Linked DNA regions of Homo sapiens: region 2 is linked to region 1. A link is an interaction called in ENCODE POLR2A ChIA-PET data of the cell type or tissue named here. Cell type or tissue: PC-9. All regions are shown on one strand.

The links. Peaks named below come from ENCODE experiments on the same cell type or tissue, not always from the same donor. Only the 100,000 strongest peaks of a DNase experiment are listed, where the experiment ranks them.
Region 2: POLR2A ChIA-PET joins it to region 1 with 13 read pairs; 2 of 35 experiments call an interaction of 5 or more read pairs at or near these places.

Annotation. Positions count from the first base shown.
Region 1 is chr7:23,081,876-23,089,875 of GRCh38, reverse strand. All of the region lies in intron 1 of LOC105375186 (a long non-coding RNA gene), which reads left to right. Among named protein-coding and RNA genes, the nearest start is that of KLHL7-DT, 20 kb to the left of the region's middle. In PC-9, CTCF peaks have their summits at 3,456 and 3,657 (motif pointing left); a DNase peak (open chromatin) is centred at 3,655.
Region 2 is chr7:22,568,798-22,576,797 of GRCh38, reverse strand. STEAP1B-AS1 (STEAP1B antisense RNA 1) reads right to left here. Exons shown (of 4, transcript NR_038393.1): 3 at 4,785-5,023; 4 at 2,800-4,713. Among named protein-coding and RNA genes, the nearest start is that of STEAP1B-AS1, 9.5 kb to the right of the region's middle. In PC-9, no CTCF peak of the experiment used is centred here; DNase peaks (open chromatin) are centred at 1,447, 3,657 and 4,327; H3K4me3 peaks cover 339 bases; H3K27ac peaks cover 4,074 bases.

The sequences.
Region 1 (8,000 bases):
TTTTTTTTTGAGACGGAGTCTTGCTCTGTCGCCCAGGCTGGAGTGCAGTGGCATGATCTCGACTCACTGCAAGCTCCGCCTCCCGGGTTCATGCCATTCTCCTGCCTCAGCCTCCCGAGTAGCTGAGACTATAGGCGCCCGCCACCACACCCAGCTAATTCTTTTGTATTTTTAGTAGAGATGGGGTTTCACCGTGTTAGCCAGGATGGTCTCGATCTCCTGACCTCGTGATCCGCCCACCTCAGCCTCCCAAAGTGCTGGGATTACAGGCGTGAGCCACCATGCCCGGCCCATTTTACTACCTTTTTGTTTTGTTTTATCTATTTCACCAGCTACCATAGCTTTATCACATATAACTGTCAGAAAATGACTGTGATAAAAGATAATAGGAGTTTGATGTGACATAAAAGAATAACTTGAATAGGAGTGAATGTTTCTTGATAAATACAATTGACACTGAGTGATTTCCCTCCTAGAAATAATTCATTTACATTCATCATAACAACCAATAACGGAAAACACAAGTTTGGTCTGCTTTTTTATTTCAATTTTATTTAGATTAATGTTAAATGGTTGTCACTATTTCTGTTAGATTATATCTCTTAAAATAAAATGCTTTGAAATTATTTAGTATATGCTTTTGTCTAGCAAATAGAATTTTATCATTGCCAACAAAAGAGAATTACCCATGGCTGTGAATGTTCACATATGGAAAGAGCCCCAGAAAATTGCCTTGATCCCCAATTCCTGCCCGCAAGGCTCACAATCATATAAAGTAAGAAAATGAGGGATTTAAGCTGATAATTAGTTTTAAGTATTTAAGCCATGTTTTCCTTCAGTAAAATAGACAAAAACTACCATTTAGTGAGCACTTACTGTGCGCCAATCACTGTGTTACGTATTTTCTCTATATAGTCTCCCTTTACCTTCACATGCCCCTCTGAGCTTGGTGCTGATAATTTGGGATTTGTGAAAATTAAGAACATCTGCTCTTCAAAAGGCACTGTTAAGAGGACGAAAGGACGAACTACAGTGTGGGAGAAAATATTTCCAAATCACATACTGATAAAAGTCTTGTATCCAGAACATATAATGAACTCTCAACTCAGTAAGAAAAAAAAAACCATTTGGGGAAAATATGGGCCAAAGATTTGAGGAGATAATTCTCCAAAGAATATACATAGGTAGGAAAAAATCACATGAAAAGATGCTCAACATTTTTATTTATCAGGGGAATACAAATTAAAACCACAGTAAGATGCCACTTTACACCTGAAAGAATATCTAAACTTAAAACAGTTGACCATATCAAGTGGTGGTGAAAATATGGAAGCACTGGAGCTCTCATACACTGCCAAGTGGGAATGCAAAATGTACAACTACTTTGGAAAGCAGTTTGGCAGTTTCCTAACAATATGCCTCCGATATGAATTAGCTACTCCACTCCTAGGTATTGACCCAAAAGAAATGAAAGCATACGTCTTTACAAAGACCTGTATGTAAATGTTCAAACAGATTTATTTATAATACCCAAAAACTGAAAACAACCCACTATCCATTAGTAGGCAAAGGGATTTAAAAAAGGACTGTATCCATATAATGGAATATTCTGCAGCAATAAGAAGGAATGAACATACAACAAATGCATAAATATCAAGATAATTATGCTGAGTAGAATAATATAGACAAAAAGTACACATTGTATCATTCTATAAATGTACACATTTATAGAAAGTTCTAGAAGATGCAAACTAATATTTAGTGACAGAAAGCAATCAGTGGTTGCCTGGGACATGGGTTTAAGAAAAGGAGGAATAAGAAGATAGGATTAAAAAGATGTATGAAGCCAGGTGCAGTGGCTCACACCTGTAATCCCAGCACTTTAGGAGGCCGAGGCAGGTGGATCACTTGAGGCCAGGAGTTAGAGACCAGCCTAGCCAACATGGTGAAAACCCATTTCTACTAAATGTACAAAAATTAGCCAGGCGTGGTGGTGCTTGCCTGTAATCCTAGCTACTTGGGAGTCTGAAGCATGAGAATTACCTGGACTCGGGAGGCAGAGGTTGCAGTGAGCCGAGATTGTGCCACTGCACTTCAGCCTAGGCAATAGAGTGAGACTTTCTCTCTCAAAAACAAAAAAGGATAGAGAAAGCATTTTGGGATACGGATATGTTCATGATCTTGATTGTGGTGATGATTTAACGGGCGCAAAAATTATCTAATTGTACATTTTAAATATATGCAGTTTATTTTATGTCCATTATACCTCAATAAAATTGTTTTTTAAAAAACAACTATGAGGCCATGGAGGCTTTTGTACATTTGAGCAATAAATGTTATTTGAACTGCCTTAGTACTTTTAAAAGCACCTAAAGATTTAACAGATTTAAGCTGGTAACAAGCTTGGAGATATTGGGATCACTTTTTGTTTGTTTGTTTGTTTGTTTGAGACAGAGTCTTACTCTGTTGCCAGGCTGGAGTGCAGTGGCACAACATCGGCTCACTGCAACTTCCGCCTCCTGAGTTTAAACAATTCTCCTGCCTCAGCCTCCCGAGTAGCTGGGACTACAGATGGTGTGCCACCACGCCCAGCTAATTTTTGTATTTTTAGTAGAGACGGGGTTTCACCATGTTGGCCAGGCTGGTCTCGAACTCCCAACCTTGTGATTCACCTGCCTTGGGCTCCCAAAGTGCTGGGATTACAGGCTTGAGCACTGCGCTCGGCTGGGATCACTTTTTAAAAGGAGCTTTATATATATATATAAAATGACAATGGAATCCTAGGTTTTGGAAATCTTTATCAATATGACATACAAAAAAAAAAGACTTTTCAGTGTTATTATTTTTGAGACAGTGTCTCACTATGTCACCAGGAGTACAGTGCCACAATTATAGCTAACTATCTTCTGGGCTCGAGCAATCCTCCTGCCTCAGCCTCCTGAGTAGCTAGGACTAGAGGTGTGCACTGCCATGCCCAGCTAATTTTTCTTTTTTTGTTGTTTTTGTAGAGACAGGGTCTCACTATATTGCCCAGGCTGGTCTCGAACTCCTGGTCTCAAGCAATCCTCCCACCTCCTTGTTATTTTTAAAATTCTTAATGAGATTAGGCATGTTTTCATACATTTATTGACTATTTGTATTTTTTCTTCTGTGAATTGCCTGTTTATATTTTTGTTCATTTTTCTTTTGGATTTTTTTTTCTTATTGACTTGTAAGGATTTTTGGTTGAGGTAGATTTCAGACAAACTGAGTTGGAGATAATGTACATATAAAAATGTCCAGTAAGTCATTGAAGATGCAGGATGAGGTCTCCAAGGAAAATAAAACAAATGAGCAAAAGCAGATTATGAAATCAGAGCCCAAGGAAGAAACAGATCCAGTGGAGGCAAAGAAGTATTCAGAGTGACCTGGAAAAAACATGTCCTTATATGACCCTTACCAGTCACAGGTCCTTTTACTATCCAATTTAGCGTGCATGCTTGACTGCAGGAAGTCCGTCTTTTTTTTTTTTTTTTTTTTTTTTTTTTTTTTTTTTTTTTTTTTTTTTTCTGAGTTTTCCTTCCCAAGTATTTCCAAAAAGCCCCAGGGGTGCTGAAACATGTCCAGGTGTCTGTTCTTCTAGCTATTATTTTCCTCTTGGCAAACACCAAACTCAGTGCGCCCCCTTGGGGCTAAAGGGTTCCACAGAGCTACTCCCATGCTGTAACTCCAGAACCTGCTGCTCATGCACTGTTGAGTAAGACACCCAGTGACCTTCTGAAGCCCTGGTGTCAGAGGCATTTGAACCAGAGCACTGTGAGAGTATGTTTCCTTTTCTATGTCTGATTTGGCTCTATGTAAAGATAAGTTTGGTCATTTCTCTGAAGATCCAGGAAAATTCATAGATGAGTTTGAGAAATTAACTCTCACCTGTAGTTTAACTTGGCAGAATCAGCATGTTTTGTTGTTTCTGTGTTGTACAGTGGAAGAAAAACAACACCTTTTTTTTTTTTGAGGCAGAGTCTTGCTCTGTCATCAGTCTGGAGTGCAGTGGCACGATCTTGGCTCACCGCAACCTCTGCCTCCTGGATTCAAGCGATTCTCCTGCCTCAGCCTCCCGAGTAGCTGGGACTACAGGTGCGCACCACCATGCCCAGCTAATTTTTATATTTTTAGTAGAGACAAGGTTTCACCATGTTGGCCACGATGGTCTCGGTCTGTTGACCTGGTGATCTGCCTGCCTTGGCCTCCCAAAGTGCTGGGATTACAAATGTGAGCCGCCGTGCTCAGCCAAAACAACACATTTTGGGGACAGCTAGGACCCATGCAGATGAGGTATTGGCTCGTAACCCTAACCATAATATATATCAGGCAGGAGGTATAGCAGTTCCAGATCAAGATCCAGGGTGGAACTATCAAAGGTGCAGTGACGACTTGGGGAGTAGAGATAATATGGTCTCTTGTTTGTTGGAAGGGATAAAGAAATGTATGAAAAAGCCTGTTAACTATGAAAAGGTTAAGGAAGTTTCACAGGGCAAAGACGAGAATCTAGCTTTGTTTCAAGGGGGTTTAGTTGAGGCAATCAGGAAATATACTAACACTGATCCTGCCTCAAGGGAAGGACAAACCCTTTGGGAGTACACTTTATATTCCAGTTTGCCCCTGATATCCACAGGAAACTGCAAAAAGCAGCTATGGGTCCCCAAACTCCTATTGAACAGGTTTTGTGTTGTTTTTTTTTAAGACGGATTTTCACTCTTGTTGCCCAGGCTGGAGTGCAATGGCATGAGCTCGGCTCACTGAAACCTCTGCATGCTGGGTTCAAGTGATTCTCCTGCCTCAGCCTCCCAAGTAGCTGGAATTACAGGTATGCGCCACCATGCCCAGCTAATTTTTTTGTATTTGTAGTAGAGATGGGGTTTCACCATGTTGCAGGCTGGTCTCGAACTCCTGACCTCAGGTGATCCACCCACCTTGGCCTCCCAAAGTGCTGGGATTACAGGCATGAGCCACTGTGCCTAACCTAGAACAGCTTTTGGATATGGCATTTTAAATTTCTAATAACAAGGACAAAGTAGAGGAAGCAGAAAGAGCAAGAAGGACCTCCCACAAGGTGCAGCTCTTGGTTGCAGCCTTAAGCTCACCTCCCACATGGAGTTGCCCTCCTGGCTCTTGGACTGAACAAGGGAAGCTGAAAGGTAGGAAACCCAAAGCTGGATGTCCAAGTCACTGTGCCTTAGGCATGAATCAGTGTGCACACTGTAAGAAAACTGGCCACTGGAAGAAGGATTGCCCAGTGTTCTGAAGGGAGCCATCAGCACCTGAACCAATGATGGCAGAAATAGCCAGGCAAGCCCAAGAGTGATGGGGCCTCAGACCTTCTGCCACAGCTTCTGTTGGACAGCTAGCCATATCTCTGGAGGAGCCTCGGTAACTCTTGATGTGGCAGGTAAGAATATTAACTTCCTTCTAGAATGCGTACTCTGTTTTGACCCATTATAATGGGACTCTGTCACCCCAAAACTGTATAGTCATGGGGATAGATGGACAAGCTCATAGATGACATTTACCTATCCTGTAAGCTCCTCTTCAGGGACTGTGGTTTTCTCCTGAATGCCGCACCCCTTGTTGGGAAGGGGTTTGTTAACTCAGCTGAAAATACTAGTATCTTTTGGAAATCATAAAGCAGACAAGAAATTGCTCCTTCTCCTTTCCTTTGAATAAATATCAGGCTTTGTTGCTAAACATCCTGATATAATTCTTTAAGTAAGCCAAACTTTGAATCAAGCTACCTATTTGCCTGAACCCAAAGGTACCCTAGATCATTCTTGCATACAAGTTATGGAGAAAGTTTACTCCAGCTGTCCGGATTTAAAAGATGATACTCTAGATAATCCTGAGTTAGAATGGTTTACAGATGGAAGTAGCTTTGTGCACCAGGGAAACAGAATAAAAAACTGCTAATACCAGGTGCTAATCAGTGGAAACTAGTTAAACATTTGCATGACTCTACTCATTTGGGAAGAAATTCCCTGTTTCAATTAATGTCTTGGTATTTAATAGGAAAGGCTTACTTAAAAGTGTAAAGCAGGTAACTAACTCAGGCCTGTGAACTGTGTGCCCAGAATAACCCAAAAAACCAGTCTTTACCTCCTCCTCTAGTAAGGCCTGTTCAGCATAGGGGAACGTACCCTGGTGAAGATTGGCAAATAGACTATACTCACATGTCCCCATGTAAAGTGTTTATTTATTAGTATTTGTTGACACCTTTACTGGTTGGATCGAGGCTTTTCCTACCTGGTCTGAAAAGGCAATTGAGGTTTCTAAACTCCTACTAAAGGAAATAATTTCTAGATTTTGGCTGCCTAAGAGCTTACAGAGCAATAATGGCCCATATTTCACAGTGACAATTACCCCAAACACATCTTCAGCCCTAGGAATTCAGTACCGCCCTCATTCGCATGGAGGCCACAGTCTTCCGGGAAAGTAGAAAGAACTAATCAAACTCTAAAAAGGACTCTTGCTAAACTACGACGTCAGAAACCTGGCTGTCTTTATTACCTGTAGCCTTATTATGGGTTCAAGTGGCCCCTAAGGGAAGTCTGCAGCTCAGTCCTTTTGAAATAATGTATGGAAGGCCTTTCTTAACTACACACCTCCTAATAGACGTAGATACTTTCAAGCTACAGAATTATGTGATCGACTTAGGACAAGTGCAAAGCACACTCCTTGATTATGGAAACCGAAGACTCCCTTCCCCCACTAAGGAAGAGAATCTTGTTACAACCCAGCCGGGAGACTGGGTCCTATTAAGAACTTGGAAGGAAGGATCCCTAGCAGATTAACTTTCCCCAAAATGGAAGGGACCCTCTTAAGTTCTCCTTAGTACCCCAACTGCAGTTAAACTGCTGAGAAAAAACAGCTGGGTCCACTTATCTTGAATTAAACCTGTCTCTTAGGAAGTCCCACAGGCCTAGGGAACCCAAGTGATCTCGTTTATTCCTGTGAGACAATCGGTGACCTCTGACTCCTGTTCAGAAGAAATGAAAGGGATGGATAACATAAAGATATAGATGGGCATTCTACTTTTGGGTATAGGTTGGAATCATGCAGAGAGTAACTTATTTACCGAGTGGGCATAGACTTTAGCCTCTCTACCTAATCAGACAAACCGTTGGGTATGTGGAGATTTTAACAGCGGCCCAAGGGGGAACTTGTGCTCTGATCAAAACCAAATGAGTGTATGTTTCAGACTATTCACATAATATTATCTGGGATATGAAAGCTTTAGACACTCATATCTCTGCCATTGATGCACTGTCAGTCGACCCTATATCGGCTTGGTTCCAACAACTGCCCGGCTCTTGGAGAGCCTTCCTGTTTAGTTTACTTGGAATGATTTTACTTATTTTACTTTGCTGTTGTGGAATATATTGTGGTTGTACTCTTTGTGTAGGAATGCAAGACAAGTTTACTCAATGCTTTCTTAAATTGGACACTTATGAATCTTCCAGATATCACCTTTTGTCAGAACTTGGAGTTATGAATGACCTTCACCATACCAATGCTCTCTGACTGAGCTTCTCTCTACCCCGAATGCAAGAGACCCTAATAGTTAGGCAGGAATATAATCACCCCTATTCAGCCTGAAGAAGTTGCAGAAGACGGATCTTCATCCTTCTGCAACCCTTAGGATTAAGGGTCCTCTTGTAAAGGGTGGGGGGAGATATGTCAGAGGAAGTCAGAGTTTGAACCAGAGCAACTCCATCTTGAGTGAGGGCTGGGAAAATAAGGCTGGGACTTGCTGGGCTGCATTCTCAGAAAGTTAGGCATTCCTAGCCCCTAGATATTTATGGTTAAGGGAACAGATTAATATTGTTTACAAAACAGACCCAGACTTGGGACTGTCCAGTATCCTGATATCTGGAGAACAAAGGCATTCCTAATTTTGATTTAAATAGTATCGGCCGGCACTTTGGGAGGCCGAGGCAGGCAGATCACGAGGTCAGGAGTTCGAGACC
Region 2 (8,000 bases), 510 kb after region 1:
GGAGGAAACAATGCCAGATATTATAGGCCATGCTTTACAAATTCTCACTTGAAGCTTGGAGATCACTATTAGTTTTTCTTCAAATACATCTAGAAAAAGTAGGTTTCTTTCAAGCAAAGGAAGTAGGGAAATTCACACCAAATCAAAGACTCAGGGTTGAGTTTTCTGGGGCATGACCCTTCTGTCTTTTTTTTTTTTTTTTTTTTTTTTGATGGAGTCTTGCTCTGTCTCCCAGGCTGCAGTGCAGTGGCACGATCTTGGCTCACTGCAACCTCCATCTCCTTGGTTCAAGCGATTCTCCTGCCTCAGCTTCCCGAGTAGCTGGGATTACAGGCACTTGCCACCATGCCTGGCTAATTTTTTGTATCTTCAGTAGAGATGGGGTTTCACCATGTTGGCCAGGCTGGTCTCAAACTTTGGACCTCAGGTGATCCACCTGCCTTGGCCTCCCAAAGTGCCGGGATTACAGGTGTGAGCCACTGCACCCGGCCAACCTTCTGTCTTGACAGGAATAGGTTAAGGTAGCTTTGGGGGTAGGAGTGAGAGGTGTCCTTGTGATCTCTCAACAGTCCCCAACCTTTCCCCTCATAGTACCTGAGTGTTTTCCCTTCTCTTTGTGACACTCCACTGAAGGACCACCAATGAAGACTACTACTAAAGATGCAAATATCCCTGGAAAAGGAGATGGAGTGACAGGAACACTGATCCTACACCAGGGCTGAGCACAGAGGATAGAGACAAAGCAGGACCCAGGAAATGTGTATTGCAAGTTTGAAGGTTGAGCCTTTATAGAACAGTGATCTTGCTGGAACACTCAGGTGAGGAATGAGAGTAGATAGCGAGGCTGAGAAGGACAGCTGAGATGGGGTGGGGAGGGGGTGGGGAATGTCGTCAGGGGAATCAAAGATCTGAGTGAGATAGGACAAGCACAGGGAAAAGCAGCAGGCATTCAAGGAGAGGACCTTTATAGGTTGCAAAAGGTGCCCAAGGTTGTTGGAAAGGGAGCTTACAAAGGTGAATGTGGTGAATCTCTACCTGCAGGAGGAGATGAAGGGGTGCTTCTCTGTTCCCAGGGTCTGAGATTAGGCTGGAACCACTGGCCAGAAACTTAGTTTCATGGCAGGCTTCTTCAGCCTTTCTGGCATCTGCGGACTAATCACACCAAACTCGGTCACCCTGTTCATTAGGTAGTATGTCATATCCTGCAAACCACTAGATTATAAACCCAATTTGTGGTCTGCTTTCGGGGTGAGACTGTCGCTATCTCAGGTCAGATTTTTAAGGGTCAGTCTTATGGCTGCACCTAGAGCTTTGTCAGAGTCAAGCCCTCTGGGTTAGTTTAGGGAGCCACAGTTTGGTACCCAGAGTTGGGCTTGAAACAGTTGAGCAACAAGTCACTTTTCTTTATCTTCCTGTGCATTTTCAGCAGTCATCATGATTCATATGACATAGTTCCTCGAAAGACCAAGAAAAAGTCACACAATACTTCCTATTTCCTATGGTGCAGGGATACATATTTTCTTTCTTTTTGAAAAACGCTGTCGCTGTGTCGACCAAGCTGGAATGCAGTGGTGCAATTACAGCTCACTTCAGCCTTGACCTCCTGGGCTCAAGGGATCCTCCCACCTCAGCCTCCTGAGTAGCTGGGACTACAGACACATTGCCACCACACTTGACTAATTTATTTACTGTAGAGATGAGGCGGGAGAGGGGTCTCACTATGTTGCCCAGGCTGGTCTCGAACTCCTTGGCTCAAGCAATCTGCCTGTCATGGCCTCCTAAAGTGCTGGGATTACTGGCGTGAGCCACTGTGCTCCAGCCTTCATATTATTTATAACTACAGTACATAGTTAAGAATGTCTGGGACTTCAGAGTTGGAAGCATTAAGAAATATTTCTGTGATTAAATATAGATACTGGGTAATAGTGTCTGTTTCTAATTTATTTTTTAAACTATTTTTTTTCACCGCAAACAAACTAAAAGATAGTGACTTTTAGTCCTGGTGCAGTGGCTCATGCCTGCAATCCCATTGCGGGCACTGGGAGGCTGAGGCAGGCAGATCACTTGAGGCCAGGAGTTCAAGATCAGCCTGGCCAACATGGCGAAACCCTGTCTCTACTCAAAATACAAATATTAGCCAGGTGTGGTGGTGCGTGCCTGTAATCCCAGCTACTCGGATGGCTGATGCACAAGAATCGCTTGAACCCGGGAGGCAGAGGTTGCAGTGAGCCAAAGTCATGCCACTGTACTGACTTCTTAAATGTGGAGGTAGAAAGAGTTAAGACTTTGCATATATCTACATGACACTAATCCATATCTAAAATTTCATATTATGGATTAAAATTCTGAAATTTGAGTTTCCGTTTAATGGTATAGTTAGAAAGAGAAATCCAATCAGGATATAACAAGATTATAAAACCACTATTAGTCCAACAATTCTCAAAATATGGCTAGGGGACTGCTGGGGGTCCCTAGGTTCTTTCTGAGAGATCGCAAATCCTGCCTTTTCCAACTGTATACCTATCTAAGACTTGACTTTACTGTGTAAGACTGGATTTTCTTTTTATACTTCAGCCAAAGCAACGTAAGTAACAGATTGAATACAGAAGTAGATAGGAGATTTTAGCCATCTTCTCTAAGACCAGATATTAAATAAATTTCTAAAAATATAACACAATGCCAATCTTATCATTACATTTTGTGGGGGTTGGGGGAAATATAGTTACTTTTCATGAAAACCATTATTAATGTTAAAAAATAAAGAGTTTGTTATAGTTATTTTAAATGAATGAACACATATTACAACCATTCCTTACTTTTAATTTCTAATATAGTAAATATTAATACATATAAGTCACACAAACAAAAGCTCTTTAAGGTCCTCACGAAGTAAGTTTTAAGAGGGTAAAGGGGTCCTGATATTGAGATGTTTGAAAACTCCTGTGTGAATCCTGGTTCATTTTCCTCAAGCTAATTCTCTGGACTTTGTACCCATCCAAATTCCATTTCCTTAGCTTGAGTTTGTTACCACCTCCACCCTCTTCATTTTCCCTCCCAACAGTATGCTTATGTGCAAGGGTAACGTAAAAATATGTAGCACGTTATATGGCATGGAAACCCACCAATGCAAGCATTTGCACAACCGTAAGCAAAGATTCTGACTGAAAGCAAAAAGTTCAGTCCCCCTGTCTCTGAACTTCTAGGTCTTTCCACTTGTAAATTCCATCTGCCTGTGGATATATGAGAATTCCCTCTGTCATCCAAAAGACTGTCCTGCTTACAGGTGAATCCTGGGGGGCTGGACATAGTACCTAGCACATCGGAGGGACTCAGCTGGAATCTGTGCGTGAGTCCATATTTCTCTATCCTGAGTGCAAACTCTGCCGCACTTAGTAGTGTCCCTCACACCAGTGTGGAGGAACACAACGTAGGGTTCCATTATGGCGATGAGACTGAGAACAGTCACCAGCCACTTTCATCACCATCATCATCATTGCCCCAAGGAGATGGAGCTTCAGATGGTCTAATATTGTGCAATGTCTTAAACACCTGGATGAGATTTGTTTAGGCTTAAGGAATGCGTGAAATGACTCAGAGATCTATGTTAACCAAACCAGTTAAACCACCCTAGTTAAGACGTAGTTAGCACATTGCTTAGCGTGCACCAGAATGAGCTTGTCACCAGAAATGCATGGAATGTATTGAGATGCCGTATTTTGGTGAAATGAGATTATGAGAACTGGGAAAACCAGATTCAGGGGATTTCCGAAGGCCTGAGGCTAGGCTATGACCACCAGCTCTGCACGCTTGGAACTCTCCCCAAGCGAGCATGTGATTCCTTGGGCACTTATCCCTTCCTTCTTAATGTTATGGAATGAATTGTGCATCCACCCACCCTGAATTCAGATGTTGAGGTCCTAGCCCTCAGTACGCAGAATGTGATCTTATTTGGAGGTAGGGTCTTTACAGAGGTAATCAAGTTAAAGTGAGGGGCGGGGTGCTAACCCAATAGGACTGATTTCCTTATTTTAAAATAGGGAAATTTGGACCCAGAGATACATTCAGAGAGAAGATGATGTGAAGGCACAGGAAGGATGCCCTGTGAACATCAGGACCAATGCCTGCAAACCTAGGAGAGAGGTCTACAACAGATCCTTCCCTCGCAGCCCTCAGATCGAACTGACCCTGCAAGTACCTTGATTTTGGACTTCTGGCTTCCAGAACTGAGCAACAATAACTTTCTGTTGAAGCCGTCCAGTTTTGAAGCCACCCAGTCTGTGGTGCTTGGTTACCGCGGCCCTAGCAAACTTGCCTGAGGCTTTCCAAATCACAGCCCCGTTTTGTCACAGGGGAAGAATTCTAAGAAGTTCTTTATTTGGCCAAGTGAGGGATAGAAGAATAATGAGCATTTCCCTCATCACAGCTCTGACAACTGCCTCAGCCACACACGGCTTAGGAGATTGGCCACTTCCTCCGCCTTCAGCTTGCAGGGGGCTTCAGTAATAAATGTGTAGAAGTGTTTGGTCTTCTCAATGCTGGGAATCCAGGGAGTATGGCCTGGCATACATGGAAACCAGTCCCCTAAAGACCTCATTGACACAGGCCTCATTTGGGGGTCTCCTCAGGCACTTCCCCCTTGGCTCCTGAGGCCAGAACCCGACCCTGCTGTGTCTCTCTTCCATGCATCTTTTTGCCATCTCTGCTCTCTGGAATCTGCAACAATATGAGGGTGCTCAGGACTTTGATGTTGCTACTGACCTCAGCATGCCCCAGTCCAAACCTACCTTCTTCCTCCTGGGCCCACATCCGCTTCTGCTCCCCACTTCCCCAGTGTCTTCATTCTTTTCATCACATGCTGACCAAAGACTCATCTTTAGGCACTCTCTATGTCCCTTCTGCTACATCCACTCTGTTGCCACATCTCCTGAATTCTTCTGTCTGATTTCTTCTCACTCTTCCTTTCCACCCTGGATCAGTCCATTGGGGCCGCATGTCAGGACACCGGATGACACTGTTTGGACACCTGGAAGGATCGGGTAAAAGATACAGAGAAGTCTAAGGAGGGATAGGGTGAGTCTGGGATGGGCTGTGGATTAGGCACCAGGTAAAGCTAATTGGGGGGTGGGTGAGGAATGGGGTGAGGGTATCTATTGCATCTATTTTATGGTAATAAAAGGAAGTTGAAAGTTCAGTTGCTTGTTTTGGGGAATTAAAAATGATCATGAATGTCAAAATGTGAGCAACTTTGCACAGAATGGCAATATCAGAGTGTCATGGATCATCGCAGAAGCCTTCTCCTTGTTGCCTGCATTTCCTTCCTCTAATATTGTACACACTACCACCATATTTAAATATGCAATTCTGGTTAAATGCACCATTTCATTTATTCATATAGTCAACAAACATTTGCTGAGCACACTTCTCATTATTGAAATTTAGTAGAAAATGAGACTGAGTGGATCCCTGTTATTTTCCTACCATTCCCTCCAAGAGCTCCCGCTCCAAATCATTCTTCTTTTAGGCTGACTCTTAGTCTTAGTCACCATATATGTGAGTGTGTGTGTGTGTGTGTGTGTGTGTGTGTGTGTGTGCATGTGGTGTGAACATATGGCAAATATATAACTAGGGCCCCAGATATAGATTCGTAACTCATTTATTATAATCAAAATGAAGATACTAAAGGGTACAGATGCTCAGTGGTTACCGTGGTGATGAGCACTCTGCGAATAGCCTTATTCCCCTTTGACGGCATTTTCATTCATAGGATGAAATGAAGAAAACATGAGAACATTTCCAAAAGTGCAGGAATTATCCCCTCTGTCATGCCATGCATTTGTTTTCATTTTTCGAATTTTAAGCTTGAGAACTTTTAAGCTGGCTTTTTAAAGTTTATGCAAGGAGAACAAACTTAGTTGCTTAGTTTGCTGCTCTTCTAATTCCTTAGATTTGTAATATAAAGCAGCATCCCATTTTAATTTTGAAAGGCAAAGAGCTACGCTGTTGCCTCCATCCTTCTCCCAATTCCCCTTATTTGATACTCCCCAGCACCAGAGATGCAGGCTGTTCCGCTCTCCTCTCATCCAAGTGCAGGGAAACTTTCTCTCAAGTTTTCTCTCTCAACTAATAACCATAAGTTTTTGGAGAAGTCAGTCAGTTCAAAATATATGACATTTTAGGCCAGGTGTGGTGGCTCACATCTGTAATCCCAGCACTTTGGGAGGCTGAGGTGGACAGATCACTTGAGGCCAGGAGTTCGAGACCAGGCTGGCCAAGATGGCAAAACCCTGTCTCTACTAAAAATACAAAAATTAGCCAGACGTGGTGGTGGGTGCCTGTAATCCCAGCTACTCAGGAGACTGAGGCATGAGAGTGGCTTGGACTTGAGGGGGCGGAGGTTGCAGTGAGCTGAGATCACACCACTGGACTCCAGTCTGGGTGACAGAGTAATATTTTGTCTAAAAAAAAAAAAAGATATAAAAAAATTAATCATACAGACCTCATAGAATGGTCAGAGATAAGATATAAACTGCTGGGTATTTTCTGGATTTAAACCAACTAAGCCGAAAGTTTGGTTTATATTGGGCAAGCATGAAGATGAATATAATCTGTGACTGAGTGCTCGATTCATCACGCTCTGAGTCTCCTTTCTAAGACACCGTCGGCTGCGTAGACTTGGAGAGGGTCCAAGGGAGGAAGTTGCGGGCAAGGCAACCAGTGGGAAATGCCCAGTTTCATTCTAAAGTCTGCTGAAGGGGTACGACGAGTCTGTACTTCTTTGAAAGGTTTTGGAGAAATACCTTGCACATGACAATTAGAGAAGTTCTGGTTATAGTAGCAGGAACTTATTTAGATTGTCCCTGGATCATGGGTAAGAGGGCACAAGAAAGAGAAGCCTCTGGTTAAGATATTTAGAAAGATGGGGTAGAAAGATGGGTTCCTGGGTAGTTGGCTATTGTCCCATAAATCAGGGCCCCTCACCTTCTGGTCAAGCCCTGCAGCCTGATGGGCAGAGGGACATGTGTCAGCTGTACTTGACACATGGTTTTAAAGCCAACACTTACTGAATGAGCAGTTCGCAGGTGCCAGGCCTAGAACTGTGCACTTTGCAAGCATTGTCTGGTTTAGCCCTCTTAGGATCCAGAGACTCGGCCTCATTTGATAGAGGAGAACATAGAAACCCAGAAAAGTTAAAAATTGTTCCCAAAGTCACATCTTGGTCTCTCCATCTCCCAGAGTTTCTTAGGTACCACCCCCACTACTTCAATGCTATCACTAATTTTTTTTGTGTGTGTGTTCCTCCAAAGCTTTCTGTACTGTACAAGATAAATGCAGAAACTTTCTTGTGTGCCATTGATTCAAAATTCAACATGCATTTTTAAAGAATTATTAGGGACTAGGTTTGTACTAAACAGAGACGAAGATATACAGCCCCTGCATTGAAATTGCTCATCCTCATTTATTTATTTATTCATCCATCCAGCAGACTTTTCCTGAGCACTTTCTATATCCCAGGTACTGTACTAGGTGCTGCGAATAAAAATGCAAGTCAGACACTGTGTTTAACATTAATATTAATTAACATTAATAGTAATGATAATAACAATACTACTAATAATAGCTAACACTTACTGAGCACTTACTGTATGCCCTCCACTGTTTTAAGCACTTTGTACTATCAACTCAATCAATCTTCACCACAAGCCTGTGAGCTGGGTACTATTATCACAATCTTGATTTTACAGATGAAGAAACTAAGGCACAGAGAGAGTAAGAGATTTGTGATGGGCCAGGAGCGGTGGCTCATGCCTGTAATCCTAGTACTTTGGGAGGTCAAGGCGGGTGGATGGCTTGAGCTCAGGAGCTCAAGACCAGCTGGGGAAACACAGCAAGACCCCTCTTCTATCAAAAACAAAAACGAAAGCAATTTTCTGGGTGTGGTGGCATACTTGTAGTCCCAGCTCCTTGGGGAGGTGAGATGGGAGGATACCTGAGCTGGGGGA